Linked DNA regions of Homo sapiens: regions 1, 2 and 4 are each linked to region 3. A link is a contact called in ENCODE Hi-C or POLR2A ChIA-PET data. All regions are on one chromosome and are shown on one strand. The core of a region is the stretch at or near the end of the contact, and the rest is flanking DNA. Distances in the headings are between cores, read along the strand shown.

Region 1 (4,858 bases), core at 1,628-4,127, 400 kb after region 3:
CATATTCATATACAAATTTATATTATAAATTTAGAGCTTGTATCATTAAACAAAAAGGAAAGGAAAACACTAAAATCAAATTATTTTAACTTTCGCCTTAAATATTAAACAGTGAGAAACCAAGTACTGCACCATGATAGCAGCAAAACCATTCACAATAAACACTTAAATTTTAAACTGCTATACCATGACTTTTCTGCCATAAAACGTGTGATTTGAGTCATACTGGGCTGTGCGTCTTAAAGTTAAATGTGGACTTCTAGTACATTCAATGTGCCAAGTATTTTTAGGCCCAAAAGAAGGCAATAATAAATAACAGTCAAAAGAAAAAAAAATGTGTGACCAAATTATTTTCCATAAAAAAATGATGGCTTTGGCAGTTGAGACACTTCTCATCTCTAAACCAAGAGAGTTTATTTATTAGAGATCTTTTACCCTAGTTACTCCACTTCTTCCCCCTATGGTAGAAATAAGAATCGCCATAAACCAGTCAGCAAACAAGGGGCAAGAATAATATACGATTTTATATTTTCTCTAAAGAAACATTTATCACTTCTGCAGAGTGTGTTCCTCTCCTCTACCCTAATAGTGAGATATGAGTTTTATAACCCGCAACCTACAAATATCCAAGTGTTAAACTGCTAGCGAGCTCATACTCTTGTCTATCACGCTACATGTCTATAAGGTACTAAAGAAGGAAAAGATTTGTCTTGTAAAAGATACAGCTGACAAAAATACTTGAAACAACAAAAAAGATAACCATCAGTTTCAGCTGCTTCCCACAGCAACGCAGAAAGCCTTTCTCAAATTACATTCCACTTTCAGGAAGTATATCCAAAGATATACTTTGTGCAGCAGTGAAAAAAATTAACCATATTTCTCACCCAATCCTACCAAAACCAACAATTACTAAAAACACATTCTTTAAGACATTGAATATTCTCTCAGCACTATTTCACGTATATTTCTCAACCCATTAAACAATGCAAGGGTACCTGTGACACAGAAGACAAAAAAAATTTTTCTTTTACACATCCAAGATGCAAATTTTTAAAAATCCTAACAGAAATATAATATAAACTCGAACATGGCAGGCATTTATACAAAATGCTCGCCTTATTTTCACCAAACTTAAAGTCTGAAAAGCTAATACTGTACGGTGTATACTGTCTATATTCAAACTCATGATTTAACATTTAAATCCTAGGCCCAAGTGCCTCTGATAGTAAGTATTCCAAAGATGTGTCCCCACTCTGGGTATCTTATTATTACTATCGTGACAAATATTGCTATTGACAGACAACGTTTTGGAGTTTTTCTTACGTTTTTATGAACTTCAACTGACAAATAATGCTTTCCAGTTTGTAACTAGTTGATATTCCAGAATTTTGAGAAAATCACTCAACTTAGTAAACAACGCTAAGAAGCCACACTTTAAACTGTCATTTTACGATAACCTTAAAAGGATACACCAACACTCCTCCAAATAATTTCAGACTCCTCCTCAAAGCTGGGATCCGCATACTTGATTGTAGGAAGCTTGGACGAAGAAACCTGGGCAGCTTTAACGCTTCCAGGAAAGGCCTCACTCTGGGGGAACAGCCAGGTACCAGGAGGTACAGGTCGTCCCCTCTCCCAGGTGGAGGGGACCCTAGGGGAAGCCCGATACTCGCCTGACTTTTCCACCAGCTCCCGGACATCCTTCTTCTCGGGCAACCCTGAGTAGCCCAACCCCCGGCACTCCAAAATGGTCTTCAGCTTCTTGAAGCTCAGCGCCACCGGATCCACCAGCTGGGTGGCAAAGATGCCAGTTTCATACCACACAATGGCCTCAAAAAACCTGGCCAGGACGAACAGGACCAGGAAATAGAGGAGCAAGAAAAAAAGCTTCAGCCACATCTTCCCTGGAGTTTCCTCTCTTTCCAGAGAGCTCGGAATACGGGAGAGAGAAGGGTCGAGGGCGGGGGCCGCGGCTCGGTGGCAGCTTGGGCGAGGGCCCCGTGTCCACGCGCGGGCCACCCGGCGCCGTCACTGGCCGGCCATCCCCGGCGGGGAAGCAGGTGACGGGATCCGCGCGGGCGCGAGGCGGCGACGAGGGACGCAGAGACGCAGAGCCTCGCGCCGGGCCTCCCAGTCAAGAGCCGACAAAAATAAAGGGGAAAAACTCAAAACCCCCATCCATTAAGCACAGAAAGGAGAGGGGCGCGGGGAGAGCTCGCGGGGAAGAACAAAACGAGGGACGCTTCCCCCGGGGCGGGCACTGACCCAGGTGGCGGGGTCGGCCCTCCGGTGCCGCGATCTCAAGGGGGAGGGGGAGACCAAAAAATAACTCAGATCCGCCCAGGAGGCGGGGATCCGGGCGGCAGGCCGGGGCCCGAGGGGCCGTGGGGGCCGGACTCCCGCGGCCGCGGGTCAGGAGGGCGCGGCGCTCGGCCGGGCCAGGCCCGGGGCCCAGCGTGTTCTGCGCGGGGAGGAGCGGCCGCCGCAACGCCGCGCCCGAAGCCCAGGCCCCAGGCCCCGCCGACCGCCCAGGCTCCGCGAGAAGAGCGGCGGGCACGGCGGCGGCTCCAGGTTCGCTCGGGCCGGCTGGCGGGCGGCGCCTCTCAGGCGGGCGGGCACTGCGGCCCGGCCCAGGATGGGGCGTCGCGGTCTCTGCAGATGGAATCGGTCTCGGAGGGAAAAAACCAATAATAGGCCCCGAGACTGCTCCTCCAGGCGGCTACCCGGCTGCCTCCCGGCCACTCAGCGCCCGTCCCGCTCGGATGGGCAGTGCCGGTCGCAGCACCCGTCCCCAACACCCCCGCCACCTCCGGAGACCGCGGCCGTACCCTCCACAACCGTGTATCAGCGGCGGCCGCGGCCGGAGCCGAGACATAACAACTGACGTCGCGATGAGGCGGGGCCGGGGCGGGGCCTGCAGGGTGCGCCCGCAGGGGCCGAGGGCGGGGAATTCGGGGAGCCGCGGGGCTACCGGACTACCGAACGAGGGGCGGGAGGAGAGGCGGAGCCGCAGCGTGGTCGGGGCCTTCCCGCGGTGCCGAAAGTTGCCTCTCCGTGCTTTTGCGGCGTGGTCTCCCCTTTTGCCCCTCCAATGTTTAGCAATTGATTTTGTCTGAGGATTAGTCTTTAGATTGTATCACTTTGTGTATTTTTTGTAAAAATAGAGCAGTTAATTATTCTCTTAAAATCGGTGAAAATAGAAATGTACGTTTTTTGATGAATCCTGGTGAACAGGGAAATTTTTGGCACAGTTGGTTTGAGATGGTAGAAGGTTAAACCCAGAAAGCAAATGTTTTGCCCCCTCTTCATGAGAATGTGGCTTTGCACATGTGTGTTGGAGGAGGTTTGGCCAAAACTGGAGTTCGCGTTATACTAGGCCCAGTTGTCGCTGCCAGTTACAGCCTTTTCCCTCCTTCAGTCTCAAGGGTGTTAAAAGCCTGGTGTGGACTCCCTGAGTTCCTAGGACAAAGATTGTCGAGTGTAGATAAGTCCAGGTGCAAAGTTCCGGGTGCTTTATTTTGTACATGGGCCTGGCACAGTGGCTCACGCCTGTAATCCCAGCACTTTGGGAGGCCGAGGCGGGCAGATCACGAGGTCAGGAGTTCGAGACCATCCTGGTTAACACGGTGAAACCCTGCCTCTATTAAAAATACAAAAAATTAGGCCGGCGTGGTGGTGGGCCCCTGTAGTCCCAGCTACTCGGGAGGCTAAGGCAGGAGAATGGCGTGAACCCGGGAGGCGGAGCTTGTAGGGAGCTGAGATCGCGCCACTGCACTCCATCCAGCCTGGGTGACATAGCAAGACTCCGTCTCAAAAAAAAAAAAAAAAAAAAAAAAAAAAAAAGAAAGAAAGAAAAGAAAAAAAAGAGTCACATGGACAAGCATGCGATACCTGGTTCTGTGCTTATAAATTTAACCGGGCCGAGCGTACTCTTTACGTCAATCTCTGTGTCAGTCTTGAGGGAGGAAGGAGTTGGGTTCATAAACTGAACAAGGTTGGCTTTGACCAGCCCCTTTTGATAAGGAAGGAAAAAAAAAACAGTAATTACGGGGAAATGTTACTATTTGTGCAAAACTGTCAACTATCTGAAACTAGGGGTGAAAGTTTTAGGAAGAAAGGGATCATGATCCCAGGTCATGGAGCAAGGGAGGAACGGGAAGCAAAGAATGGACTGTGAGAATGTAGCCTCCGAATGGTGCCCATTTAAAATAAAGTGAACAAGGGCATTTCAGTGCCGGGCTAGTGGGGGAGGAGTTGGAAGGGGATGGGCCCAGGGAGCATTGAGAATCAGAGGAGGAGGTGTAGGAATGTCCAGCCAGCAACTGGACACTGCCCCTGTGTCTTTAGCTTCCATGTGGCTTTGTTCTCGTGGCTGGCAGATCAGTGTGGGAGACTGTGTTAAACAACTGATTCTAACAAGCCTGGTTCTGAAATTTCAGAATTCTTGGGCATGTCTTGGTGACCCTTTGATGATATTGTCCAAACCTTGACACTGAAGGTGATGTCCCTCACCTCAAAGGAATGTATGTACTCGCTAGTGAGGAGAGACTGACCCAATCTCAAAAATACAGAATAGGCATGGGCAGGGAAAGTTGGTGTGTGAGCTGAGGGTGGAACCAGTCAGGCCAGAGTTCCAAATTGGAAAAAAACATTAGAGTGTGGGAGGGACTAGAAAGAAGGAATTAAAGAACTCTTTTTAAATTTCTTGTTTGTTTCAACTGCCTCCCATCCCAACCCCCTTGCTTTGTTTCATTCATGGTTAACCCACAGGAGGGATAAAAGCATTGATAAGAGAACACATTGGGTCATCTGAATAAGAGAGTATGGACAAGCACATTCTATGTTGGTGGGGTATACA
Region 2 (4,240 bases), core at 1,185-3,684, 450 kb after region 3:
AGGGCCCTGTGTGACAGCACAGATCATAGGCCCATGAAGCTGGCCCTGCCTTGAAGGCAGGTAACCTAGGGTGGGACACACTTCTTTGCCAAACTGAGGTCTAGGAGTCTCAGCTGTGTTTTCCCCAAACCTGGTGCTCATTGTGTAGGCCCTGAACTCTTACCTCGTTAACACCAGCTGTGATTCTGCCACCTCCAGAGCACTGCTGCCCTGCTTCTTCAGGCCCTCCTCAATTTTTTTAATCATCTAAGGCTGGGTTCCCTGGAAGGAGAACCTGAAACAAGGATTTGGATTTAATAGTTTATTTGGGAAGTTGACCCAGAAGAAAGAGTGAGAGATAGGGGCAGCCGATGAGGGAAAGAGTGCAAGGCAATGTATAGATATATAAGTGAGCTGGACGCTGCTGACCACTGCTACTAGCGATTACTGCTGGAGTCAGAGGTGAGGCCAAGGGGATTTAAAGCGTTGAAAGTGAGGCACAAAAGGTATCCCTTACAATGCTTCCCAGACTTCAGTGTGCACCAATCACATACGGATCTTGTTAAAATGCAGATTCTGATTCAGTAGGTCTGGGTGGCACCTGAGATTCTGCATTTCTACAAACTCCCAGGTGCTGCTGGTGCTGCTGGTCTGTAGGCCACATTTTGAGCAGCAGGGCATGACACCATTACCTAGATGCACCTCAGCCTCAGCCCTCAGCCTCTCCTCCTGTCTTTCCAAGGGCTCAGACTTGGTATCCAACCTATTAGCACACAGAGACCTGGCTGCCAAGGATGGGGAAGGAGGCAGAGTTCCCTTTCTGTCTACAAGCTAGAAGACACATGATACTTAATTTCCTCATCAGGTTACCGGGACAGGTCTGTTTTGTAAAGATAACACAGGTGGCACTATGAGGCATGAAAAAGAACCACAGAGAGAGAGAGAAGGGCAGTTATAATCAGACAAGCTGATGAAGGCTGAATTGGGGCCCTTTGGGGATTAGAATGGAAGCAACCAGAGAGACTTTCCAGGAGTTGATTCAGTTGGCTGAGAAAGCCAACTGGATGTTAGCAGGAAAGTGAGAAGGAACAAAGTTCCAGAGTTTTGACCCTGGGATGTGGTTGGAATGATGAGGGTGCTATTACCAGAAGCAGATGGAGAGCAGCAACAGCTTGTGGGAGGAAAGGAATTCAGTTTTAGCCACATTAGGTTTTAGGAGCTGTATATCCATATATCTAGGACAAGTCCTAGGCATCTATCTAGGCAAGAAGAAATCAAATCAAAATGGTAAAAGAAATACAATAATGGGCATCAAATGAGTTCAGATATGAAGTACAAAGGTTTTCTAGAAATAAGAATGTGAGGCCAGGCACAGTGGCTCACGCCTGTAATCCCAACACTTTGGGAGGCCGAGGCAGGTGGATCACCTGATGTCAGGAGTTCGAGACCAGCCTGACCAACATGGTGAAACCCTGTCGCTACTACAAATACAAAAATTAGCCGGGCGTGGTGGCAGGTGCCTGTAATCCCAGCTACTTGGGAGGCTGAGGCAGGAGAATTGCTTGAACCCAGGAGGCGGAGGATGCAGTGAGCTGAGATCGTGCCATTGCACTCCAGCCTGGGGGACTACAGCGAGACTTTGTCTCAAAAAAAAAAAAAAAAGAAAAGAAAGAAAGAAATAAGAATGTGAGGACAAATGTTCACTGAGTGGAAGAAAACTAAAATAATGTAGTGTGGAGAGAGCTGTTTCGGTGGCATAGGGTAATGCTACTCAGAAGTCTAGGGGAAATAAAAAAAAACCTTTGCTTATAAGCAGGTATGTAGCATTTTCTTCTATAACAACCCATGAAAAATCTTTTGGAAAATCTTTGTGCAAAGCTTCCAAGAAAGCCGATCTGGTCCTTGCCATTGTCTGCTTTGTTGTTAAATATAGAATCTGAGGCTCTGGACTTGCTCATCTGGTATCTTTTATGAGTACTGCTTGTACATAAAATATTCTTCTGTGTCCCATTTAGTGTAGTCAAATGAATATATTTAGGCATGCGAGGTTTTTTTCCCTTAGGGCTTTTTTTAAACTGACAATTTTATGAGGAAAAAATTCATACCTATAAAACAACCTGCTACAGCTTTTTTGGATGTTTCTCCAATCCTTATCAGTGTAAACATATATGATGTACATCTTCACTTTAAGATTGGCTGTGAATCATTGGTGTGTAGACTGTTTAATGACCACATATTCCTCCCATCCCTTTTCTTATCCCCCTTCACCCTAGCTTCACCTCAGCCTCAACCCTCAGCCTCTCCTGCTGTCTCTCCAAGGGCTCAGACTTGGTGCCCAACCTATTAGCACACAGAGCCCTGGCTGCCAAGGATGGGAAAGGAGGCAGAGTTTCCTTTCTGTCTGCAACCTAGAAGACACATGGTACTTAATTTCCTCATCAGGTTACCTGGACAGGTCTGTTTTGTAAAGATAATACAGGTGGTAGTATGAGGCATGCCACCTAGAGGTGAAGTTGATTGCGTCTCCTCTTGAATCTCTGTTGGTCTTATGAACGGCTTTGCCCAACAGATTGTAGTTTCTGCTCTTGCCCTCCTGCAATGCTGCTGTCGTCATGTGAAGGAGCTTGGAATAGCCTCCTTGCTATGACAGACCATGTGGAGACAGAAAGGCCCACTTTCAAACACCAGACATGTGAGCAAGGCCTTTTTATACCATCCAACTTGAGTTGAGCTACTAGATGACTATAGTCACAAGAGTAAACCCAGACCAGGCCAACCAAGAGACCATTTAGCTGAGCCCAGCCCAAATTGCTGACCCACAGAATTGTGGGTAAATAAAATGGTTCTTGTTTTAAGTCATTAACTTTTAGGTAGTTTGTACATAATAATAGATAACTGATATAATTTGGTATCTGATATTTGCATTCTGATTTTGGAATCAACATTAATTTTTATATAATTTTTCATGTATTGAATAAGTTGTAAGATAATTTAAAAAGACCATACACAGTTCTATTATATTATCTTACCATACTTTACTTAAACTTTTCGCAATAATTGGACTTTTGGTTTATATAGAGTTTTTCATTTTTATGGATAATATTGTTCTAAACGTATTTGTACAAATGGTTTGTAAATTCTTTCCTGTTGATTTCTTAGAAAAATTTCTTACCAAAAGTGAATTAGTAGAGGAAAGAATGCCAAGTGTTAACTCTCTTTACATATTACTTGACTGCTTTCCAAAAGATTTTTATCAATTTATAGGGCAGCCAGCTGTGTACCTGTCTCCCTGTGCCCCCTCAGCAATTTTTTTTAATTTAGCAATATTTTTTTACCGAGGGGGATGGAGTTTTGCTCTTGTTGCCCAAGCTGGAGTGCAATGGCATGATCTCAGCTCACTGCAACCTCTGCCTCCCGGGTTCAAGCAATTCTTCTGCCTCAGCCTCCCAAGTAGCTGGGATTACAGGCGTGCGCCACCACGCTCGGCTAATTTTTTGTATTGTTAGTAGAAACAGGGTTTCACCATGCTAGCCAGGATGTTCTCAATCTCCTGACCTCATGATCTGCCTGCCTCAGCCTCCCAAAGTTCTGGGATTACAGGCGTGAGCCACCACGCCCTGCCTAATTTAGCAATTTTTAAATTGAGATGTGCTATGATCTGAAAGTTTGTGTCCCCCCAAAATCTGTATATTGAAATCGTAATCCCCAAAATGATGGTATAGGAGGTGGGGGCCTTTGAGAGATGATTAGGTCATGAGGTTAGAGCCTTGTGAATGGGATTAGTGTCCTGATGAAAGTGGCCAGAGAGATACCCCTTGCTATTTCTGCCATGTGAGGTTACAGCCAGAAGATCGTTAACCCTGAGAAAGCAGGCCCCCACCAGACACTGACTCTGCCAGTGCCTTGATCTTGGACTTCCCAGCCTCCAGAATTATGAGAAATAAATTCCTATTGTTTATAATCCACCTAGTTTATGGCATTTTGTTATAGCAACTCAAACGGACTAAAACAGGGTGTAACATATATGTGGCAAAGCATACAAATCTTAATTATATGGCTTGATTAATATCTACAGATAGAGATGGATAGATAGATAAATATACAGGCTCTGTGTAATCACCACCCATATGAAGATTCAAAACATTTCCAGCTCTCCAGAAGTTTCTCTTGTGCCCCTTCCTAGTCAATACCAGCTGCAGAAGTAACCACATTCTGACTTCCACAACCATAGATTAATTTTGCCTAATCTTGAACTTCACAT
Region 3 (4,355 bases), core at 1,530-4,029:
CTGGACAGACACTGAAAACGGAAACAACGGAACCCACCTTTATAGTAATCTGCCTCTTGGCAGGCTGGTGAACTGTAAACAGTAAAGCAGTTTGTGCAGCTTTAATAAACAAAAGCAAAACAGCACAAACCCTTGGGCCTTAGAATTCTTTAGGCTGGGCTCCTCTCCCCATCAGGAGGCTGCCCAGGCCAGATTGCCCAGGCCAGACTCCTCCAGCAGTGTCCAAGCCCAGAACATCCTTTCCCAAACCCTCTAACTTTAAAAGGGATGCATGTGTGCCTCACCTTGCAAAGGAACCTGATGAACTGCACATGGAGGTGGTCATAATTACAGTCCTAACAAATAAGAATGCTAGGCTGCTCAGTGTCTGCAGAAGGGAACATTTCAAGGCATCTCCCCATATAAGTCTCACAAGGGTCTGTACGGAGACTTCCTATTTGCTTCAGATGGCCTCTCAGGCCGTGATACTCAGCAGATGGGGAATAGGAGAGGAGACCTTAGGAAGCAGAGAGAAAGACTGGGGTCCCTGCACCTGTGCTCATGACTGGTGACTCCCTACCCACATCACAGAGCAAGGCCCAGGAGGCTCCAGGCTCAGCCCTCCTGCTGCCAGAACTCCATCCACATCCTACAACTGAAAATAGCATATATGTCAAGGGTATTGGTTTTGGTAACCCTAAAGGGCTATACCCCTTCACTAACATTTCATGAATAGCTACTTTATACCAGGCACTATATGCTGTGTCTTGGAGATACAGCGATGAACAAGCCTTGTTCTTATTTATAAAAACTTTTCAAATAACACATTCTGAGTTTTCTTCCCCCAAAACAGTCAATTTGGGTTGTTTTTCACTTGTACGTCAACTTAGAGTGGTAGTTGTTAATACCTGGAAAAACCAAAACAAAACAATAAAGACCTAGATACTTTACCACTCTCCTATTTGTTTTTCTTTTCTTTTTTTTTTTTTTTTTGAGAAGGAGTCTCGCTGTGTCATCCCGGCTGGAGTGCAGCAGTGCAGTCTCACTGCAACCTCCTCCTCCTGGGTTCAAGCGAGTCTCCTGCCTCAGTTTCCCAAGCAGCTGGGACTACAGGTGCGCGCCACTACACCCGGCTAATTTTTGTATTTTCAGTAGATAAGGGGTTTTGCCATGTTGGCCAGGCTGGTCTCGAACTCCTGACCTCAGGTGATCCACCTGCCTCGGCCTCCCAAAGTGCTGGGATTACAGGCATAAGCCACTGCACCCGGCTCACGCTCCTATTTCTAAATGAAATTAATAGGATTTCCTCTCCTTGGCAAGTAGCTGGATGCTATCCAGTGACTGGTTCTGCTTGTTTGATGGAAGGAGATCTTTCCACCCCAGGTATTGAGGAGATGTTGGTGCCCCAAGAGATGCTGCTCCCAGGACCCCCAATCTCCAGGGCATAGCCTTTGGACAAACACACTCCAACCCACAGCCCCAGACACTGTGTACCTCCAGGGGCAATTCCATCCTTCGAGGTGCTTTATACTTGTACATGAAATCCAGCAGGTCTTCCTCCTCGTCGTCAGAAAACGCCAATGGGTTTTGGACCTGGTGGGGCTCCCATGCCTTCATACCACCCTCATTCACATCTCCCTCAACCACTTAATGTCCATTTACAATCTACACAGATGAGACAAGGTATAGCAAGGAAGCATCAGTGCAGGGAGCAGGGAAGGGCAAGGTTAGGCACACAGCACAGCAAACCAGGCCTGTGAGGACAGCTGAGGCCCCTCGGTCTGAGGAAGCACTGATGTTTTGGGGGCCTCCTTACAGGGGATCTGGGATTGTGAAAGTGCAGTTGTGTGAATCTCCAGGCACTGTGCACAGAAACAACCACAGACTCAGAATCTACTGAATTCTGAGTAATTCAGTAGATTTACTAAGGGGGCATCACTTCCCTGGGTGAAGAAAGAAGCGGCTTTAACTGAGACACATCAATCCCTGCAGCTCAGTCCTGTGATCCCACACCAGGTGAATGCTCAGGGAAAGAATCTCCTCTAGAGAGGATGGCAGCAGTGATGTGGGGTGGGGTGGGAGAGCAGTTTCTATGTTGTACATACAAGCCATGTTGACATTGTATATTATACTTGCATATTCAATTCCAAGCATCCTGTAAGAGACAGGATATAAAATGCCAGGAGGCCTTAAGTGATAACCTTAAACAAAGCTATATAGTTTTTTTGTTTGTTTTTTTTTTTGCGAAGGCCCAGTCCTAGAGAAGCAGAGAAACCTAAGGAAGGAGAATCTGACAGATGCCTCTGCCAAAAAAAATGATAGCAAGATTCCTGTTTCAGTCTGCCTTGAATACATCTGCGGGAAAAGCTTCAGAATTAATTCATCTCATTGAACGCACAGTATTTTTTAAATGTTAAATGCTAATACATATTCCATGTCATCTGCTAGGCGGTTCTTAGTTGAGATGTAAAATATCTTCTGCCCCTACCCAGCTTATCTGGTATCACACACACACATTTTTCTATGCTGCATCTATTGTTTTTACCTAGAATCACAGAATGCAAGACTAAGGGGTTCTCAAGTCATCTGGTCCAATCACCGTGAGGCCTCCAGATAGAAACCACAGCTCTTCTTGAGACACCCTGCTCCTAAGAACATATTCAGCCACCGAATGTGCTCTCTCTCCATCAACAGTGGACTTGCTAGACTATACCACCACCAGGCGTGGAGTAAAAAAACAGACAACTGAACCCTAATCTTGGGCAGCTTTACCAGTTACCACTGCTGTGCTCCCCAACAGCCAGCAGGAAGCAGCACAACATGCAAAGCTGAATTTTAGGCTGGGGTGTGATTGGTTCAGACTGGGCCTTAGTAAGTAAAGTCCTGAGATCACTGATGTTCCTTTGATTTTTAAATTACTATTATTATTTTATTTCTACTCTGCACTTCCCTCAGCTTATTTACTCTGGGCTTAGTTTGTCCTCTGCTCCCTTCCTCTGTCCTAATCAGCTGCATCCTGTTGAGCACAAAGACCAGTGACTCCAGGGAGCCCTCGCTGAATACTCTGACCCTCCCTGGCCTCCCCACTCTGAGACCCGACAGTGCTTGGAGGCTGTGCCACACAGCTTGTGTTGGGTGCCCTGGTCCTCATGTCAGTCTCATTGCCTCAGCCAACAGAAGGCATCCTGAGACTGGGGGGCCATGGCTGATCCTCCCTCAGTCTCTCTGAGCACCTGACCCAGGGCTGGGCACACAGTGGCCACTCATCAACTAAACTAAATAGAATCCTGAAGTCATCTCAGAGAGCTCAGCTCTAGTCCCAAGTCAGAGCTTGACACCCCCATTAACCAAACCAGGAAATTCCTTCTGGACACAGATACCTCCTGCCTGGCAGGAGGGAAAAAAGACCAAAAGCCCTCAGACCAAGGCAAAAACTGCAGAAGCAGCCTGGCCAGCTCCACCCCAGCAGCCAACTCCATGACATGGAAGTGGGGTGGGTACCGGTTCGAGACTGTGCCTCTGCATATGCTGTACCCTCCACATCCAGGTCCAGGGCTTTCCCTGTACTGATGGTTGTGGGTGTCAGAAGGTGGCCCAAAGTCACCGTGAGATCCTCAGGCATCTAACAACCCAGGCTAGTTATCCAGTCTGGATTCACTGAGGCTGAGCAATGAACTCACACTTACCAAAATCACCATCATCACTATAATCTCAGGACTGAAACCAAAATGGCTTTGTGCATGTTCTCCACTGCAAGGATTGCAGGGTAGAAAAGAAATGACCCTCCAGCCCAGTAGGAGTGATGGTTCAAGGACAACCCAGATATCCAAGCAGGAATAGAAACAAGTGCTCAGCTCAGCAGAGGCTGGGAGCAAAAGAGGCCAGTGTGGGCAGTGAGGGAGCCAGAATAGCCTCAGGAAGAAGCTACAGAGAGAACCTCCTAAGAAGATAAGACATCTCCTAGTCACTGTGTCCGCTGAGCATTTCTGCCAAGAGTGTTGTCTATAATATTTGCCTTACTCTCAGAACCAGTGAGAATAAACATTCTAAATAAGACAAGCTTCCACGCCTCTAGCTGGCTGTTGCACAGTGGACTGAATCTCTTAATAATTGTATTTCCCTCTTTGCAGTGGTTTCAAGGAAGCCAGGTGTCTCAACAGTCTACACCTTGATGGTATGCATTTAAAATGTCCTTCTCCCCACTGATTCCATCTTACTTGCCCACTCCCTTCTCCCCATGCTTCAATTTTCTTACTTTGATTTGCTACTTTAGATATATTTCCACAAGTAGACCTAACTCCTTTTTATATCAGGAAGGAGTATAAATGGAGAAATGAACCCCACAGAACATAGTCCCAAAAGAGGGGCACCAGGAG
Region 4 (4,255 bases), core at 1,529-4,028, 260 kb after region 3:
GTGTTACTTTGGCTGAAGTGAGCTGGTTTCTATGTGCTTCAGCTTCCTCATCAGTAATATAGAAATAAGAAGCAATATTGATGATTGGGCATCACAGAATTACATCACATGTAAAGAGAGGGCCTGGACCACAACAGGGGTTTGAATATTTTTTTTCCTCCTTCTTATGTATGTATAAACTCACTCTTGCCAGTTTTTAAAATTATTTTCTTCTACAGCAGTCATCTTAGATTTAATTTATGGGTTCTTTTAAGAGCTCATCACATTTTTAAAGCTAAGTCAAAATAGCATTTTCTCTTTCTCTGCATCCCATTTCCTTCTGAAATCACCGCTTTACCTTTCCTGCCTGCGTCATTTATTCGTTTTTAACCATGTTTTCTGTGCCTATCCTGAATTCTGGGATGAGTTCATAGGGGAGACAGGCACAAACTGGTCATTTTAAACCAGCATGGTACATAGAGTAATAGGGATATGTACCAGCAGGGGCTGGTGAAAGGGTGCGGGGGGTAATACCTTGCTGTGTTTAAGTTGCTGACATCTCTCCTACCTTTTAGTTATTCTCTACTAGTGCGGGATTACTGCAGCTGTGGGGATACCCAGGGCTAACTATTAGGTGGTTTTGTTCTGGATATTTATCTTACTTGTTGGTCGGCTATTAGGAGAGAAGAAAAGAAAAGGAAGCTGTCATTCTTCAGCTTATGTAAAATCGTCCTTTAATGCTTAACACAGACTTCTTTAGCTGGAGAAAAACCGACTCTTGGTGCAGTGCTCCAGCAGAATCCCTCAGTGTTGGAGCCAGCAGCTGTGGGTGGGGAAGCAGCCTCCAAGCCAGCCGGCAGCATGAAGCCTGCCTGTCCAGCCAGCACATCTCCTCTAAACTGGCTGGCCGACCTAACCAGCGGGAATGTCAACAAGGAAAACAAGGGTGAGTGTTTCCTGCTTTTGTGTTTGTTCTTGAGTATTTTAGTCCATTCGTGGAAGGACTTGAGAGAACAGTGGTTAGAAGTCGTGTGGAATGGAAAGTGCTTCTCTGGAGTCATCCTGGAACCTGCCACAAATGAAAGTGTTTTTGAAATGCAGCACCAAAGAGGAGAAATTTTGCTGCATTAAAATTTAGGGACTTCCACCTTCTGGCTGTGTTACAGAAGAGAAGAATTGCAGGCCACTTCTTTCATGCAAAGATCTGGAGCAAAATTTTAATGAATCAAATTTGACACTGTAAATGAAGGAATATTTGAATGTTAGACTACATCTGAATTTCTGGAAAAACCTTTATATAGCTTTAAAAATGTGATAAGGAGCTCTTAAAAGAACTCATAAATTAAGTCTAAGATGACTGTTGTAGAAAAAAATAATTTGAAAAGCTGGCAAGAGCACAGCTGGTGAGTTTATACATACCTTAGAAAGAGGAAAAGGAATATTCAAACTCCTGTTGTGGTCCAGGCCCTCTCTTTACATGTGATGTAATTCTGTGATGCCCAATCATCAATACTGCTCATTATTTCTGTATTACTGATGAGGAAGCTGAAGCATATAGAAACCAGCTCATTTGAGCCGAAGTAAGACAATTAGCAAGTGGCCGGAAAAGAATTCAAGTTTTTCAAGGTTTTTCCAGAAATGAAGATACAGTCTGACATTCAAAAATGTAGAAGAATCATGGGACAAGATGCAGGAAAACATTAAGTAAAATTCAGTACCTGTTAATGATTTACAAAAAACTTCTTAAATTAAGAACATTCTTAATCAAGAGTTTAAACCAAAAAACAAGACTGGAGACATCATAAATAGTCGTTGAATTTTTTTAAAAATTTGTTTTGAGTTTTTTTGAGACGGAATCTTGCTCTGTCCAGCCAGGCTGGAGTGCAGTGGCATGATCTTGGCTCACTGCAACACTGCACTCTGCCTCCCAGGTTCAAGCCATTGTCCTGCCTCAGCCTCCTAAATAGCTAGGATTATAGACGCCTGCCACCACGCCCTGCTAACATTTGTATTTTTAGTAGAAGTGGGGTTTTGCCATGTTGGCCAAGCTGGTCTTTGAGGTTTTTGTTTGTTTGGTTTTGTTTTTTTTTTTTTAAACAGTTTCTGTGTTCAAGAACAAGACAAAGGATATCTGTTTTCACTCTTTATTAAGCATTGTACTGGAAGTCCTGGTCAGTGCATTCAGGGAAAAAAAATGTGTAAAGAGAATGCTGCCAATATTTGTAGACAGTACATGCAAAAAATCCAAAAGAATCTACATTTACTAAACATTTGTCAGGGTTGCTAGATACAAAGGTCAATTTACAAAATTCCATTGTACTGGATAGTTATTGTTTTTAACATCAGTGAGGAATCGTCTAAGTAAATCATATCATTCATACTTACTCCCTAAAGTATTTTTTTTGTTTCAGTAAATAGAAAGCAAGTTCTAAAGTAATTCTGCTAGTAGAATACTAATAAGGGATTTGCCTTTCAGAATGTTTTTTCATCTGGATGTTTTGGTTTTATTTTAGAAAAACAACCAACAATGCCAATTTTAAAGAATGAAATCAAATGCCTTCCACCCCTCCCACCTTTAAGCAAATCCAGCACAGTCCTCCATACGTTTAACAGCACAATTTTGACACCCGTAAGCAACAACAATTCTGGTTTCCTCCGGAATCTCTTGAATTCTTCTACAGGAAAGGTATGTGTTTGTTTGTTGGTATTCCATGTTTTAAAGTTGAAGACAGAACAGGAAGAGAGTAGAGAAGTTGGAACTGAAAGTAGAAAGGAGACTGAATCACATACTTACCTTTGTGGGTTCAGAAGGCTGAGTCACTGGAGGATGGGTTTTATGGGACTATAGTTCTGAGCTGGGCCACTTTCTCCTGTTACCTCACTTCTATGAGTTGTCAAGTGGGGACAGGGGACGTACCTTTTTGCCTGGGGGTCCTGGCTTGGAATCTTCTGGATATGTAATCTATACTCATTATGGGAATGGAGTTTCTTGATGGTAAGGGAATGACATATTTGAGACTTTTGTTCTTTCTCCAATTCAGACAGAAAATGGACTCAAGAATACACCAAAAATCCTTGATGACATCTTTGCCTCTTTGGTGCAAAATAAGACGACTTCTGATTTATCTAAGAGGCCTCAAGGACTAACCATCAAGCCCAGCATTCTGGGCTTTGACACTCCTCACTATTGGCTTTGTGATAATCGCTTGCTGTGCTTGCAAGACCCCAACAATAAGAGCAACTGGAATGTGTTTAGGGAGTGCTGGAAACAAGGGCAGGTAATGTAGGCCTCCCATCCTCCTGCCCTATTCAGAACCCCCTTCTCAGTTCCTTTAGCAGACTTCTGACAACCCCACCCCAGGCTTTCCCCCTCCTTCACCTCCTGTTTTATTCTTTATTGTTTCAGGTGAATATAATCAGGTCAGGATGTGGCCATGGGTCTTACTTTTTAAAGCAGATGGTCCTAAGCTGGACTTTTCCAGTCAGGTTTTTGTTGCTTCCTACCAGTCCCTGTTGGGTTTTTGACGAGGGCATCCAGGCTTGGTGATTCCTATGGTAAACTTCAGCAGAGGAAGTGAGGGTGTGACTACAGGCTGATGGGATTTGGGAGATCAGACAAAATGTGCTACAAAATCATGCACCCCTCTTACCTGAATGAAAAGCCTGTGCTGAAGGCAGTTCTAGGTGGGCTAGGGCCGCGTGGTGTCACATAGTCCCCAGGTGCCTGCTTCAAAGGGCAGTGTTGTTGGATCTTAAGTGCCGGTTAATATCTTTAGGAGAATTTCTAGGCCTGCTTCTGTGCTTTCTTGTTTTGGTTCTGTTTTCTGGATCTCTGGCTTCTCTGTTTGGCCAGATAGGGTCTTTGCTAAAGGAACACTCTGCTCTTGGACAAGAATTTGGGAGAATTGCCAAACAGAAAGATGTGAGTGTTTAACCAAAAATAAATTTCCAAAATGTTTTTCTCCATCCAGTGTACTAATAGGATTTGCTCATTTAATCATATATAGACAAGAAACAAAATGATGGGCTGAATACAGTTTATCGGCAGGCTTTCTTTCTTGCTTGTCAATATTTTAATGTTAGACTATTTCACATAAAGGTTAGAGCTTCTGGGTTGTCTTAGACGGCCAAAAGATTTGGCACCCTCACACAGCCAGTAGTAGTGAGGGGTGTCACAGGCCATATTCCTGCTTGGCAATAACAGGCTCAAGTACGGTGGGGTCAGTCACCCTGTTTCACTGGTGACTGGTGTCACTGGACACTCCTTCCAGCGCTT

The links. Hi-C counts contacts between places; a loop is a spot of excess contacts on that map. ChIA-PET counts read pairs that join two places held with the same protein, here RNA polymerase II (POLR2A). Pooled maps may share reads with other maps.
Region 1: a map of ascending aorta shows a loop between it and region 3 (6-fold over the local background). The contact joins the promoter of RNF103 here to the enhancer-like site in region 3. A Hi-C loop is called at or near these places in 5 of 168 maps with a recorded cell type or tissue (MCF 10A, ascending aorta, chondrocyte and 2 more), 8 of 37 single-sample maps with no recorded cell type and 19 of 50 pooled maps. POLR2A ChIA-PET finds 5 or more read pairs at or near these places in 3 of 52 experiments (activated CD4-positive, alpha-beta T cell, activated CD4-positive, alpha-beta memory T cell and activated naive CD4-positive, alpha-beta T cell).
Region 2: a map of naive thymus-derived CD4-positive, alpha-beta T cell shows a loop between it and region 3 (19-fold over the local background). The contact joins two enhancer-like sites. A Hi-C loop is called at or near these places in 1 of 168 maps with a recorded cell type or tissue (naive thymus-derived CD4-positive, alpha-beta T cell) and 8 of 50 pooled maps. POLR2A ChIA-PET finds 5 or more read pairs at or near these places in 5 of 52 experiments (OCI-LY7, T-cell, activated CD4-positive, alpha-beta T cell and 2 more).
Region 4: a map of IMR-90 shows a loop between it and region 3 (5-fold over the local background). The contact joins two enhancer-like sites. A Hi-C loop is called at or near these places in 1 of 168 maps with a recorded cell type or tissue (IMR-90) and 4 of 50 pooled maps. POLR2A ChIA-PET finds 5 or more read pairs at or near these places in 1 of 52 experiments (WTC11).

The regions. Positions count from the first base shown.
Region 1 is chr2:86,620,988-86,625,845 of GRCh38, forward strand. RNF103 (ring finger protein 103) reads right to left here and starts at 2,878. Exons shown (of 4, transcript NM_005667.4): 1 at 1,674-2,878. The coding sequence starts at 1,899. The region is part of intron 2 of RNF103-CHMP3 (RNF103-CHMP3 readthrough); the gene reads right to left. RefSeq lists silencers at 1,699-1,748, 1,929-2,008, 2,279-2,818, 2,899-3,068 and an enhancer at 2,779-3,073.
Region 2 is chr2:86,673,362-86,677,601 of GRCh38, forward strand. The region is part of intron 2 of RNF103-CHMP3 (RNF103-CHMP3 readthrough); the gene reads right to left. Among named protein-coding and RNA genes, the nearest start is that of RMND5A, 45 kb to the right of the region's middle. Within about 2 kb of position 2,435, at least 4 of the 41 ENCODE cell types and tissues checked have a DNase peak (open chromatin) inside an H3K27ac peak, as active enhancers do.
Region 3 is chr2:86,218,497-86,222,851 of GRCh38, forward strand. REEP1 (receptor accessory protein 1) reads right to left here. Exons shown (of 9, transcript NM_001371279.1): 8 at 1,474-1,625. Among named protein-coding and RNA genes, the nearest start is that of MRPL35, 21 kb to the left of the region's middle. Within about 2 kb of position 2,780, at least 3 of the 41 ENCODE cell types and tissues checked have a DNase peak (open chromatin) inside an H3K27ac peak, as active enhancers do; they include ascending aorta, where a contact is called at or near this core.
Region 4 is chr2:86,479,438-86,483,692 of GRCh38, forward strand. KDM3A (lysine demethylase 3A) reads left to right here. Exons shown (of 26, transcript NM_018433.6): 16 at 730-925; 17 at 2,493-2,665; 18 at 3,021-3,257. Among named protein-coding and RNA genes, the nearest start is that of KDM3A, 40 kb to the left of the region's middle. RefSeq lists an enhancer at 2,369-3,568. Within about 2 kb of position 2,779, at least 3 of the 41 ENCODE cell types and tissues checked have a DNase peak (open chromatin) inside an H3K27ac peak, as active enhancers do.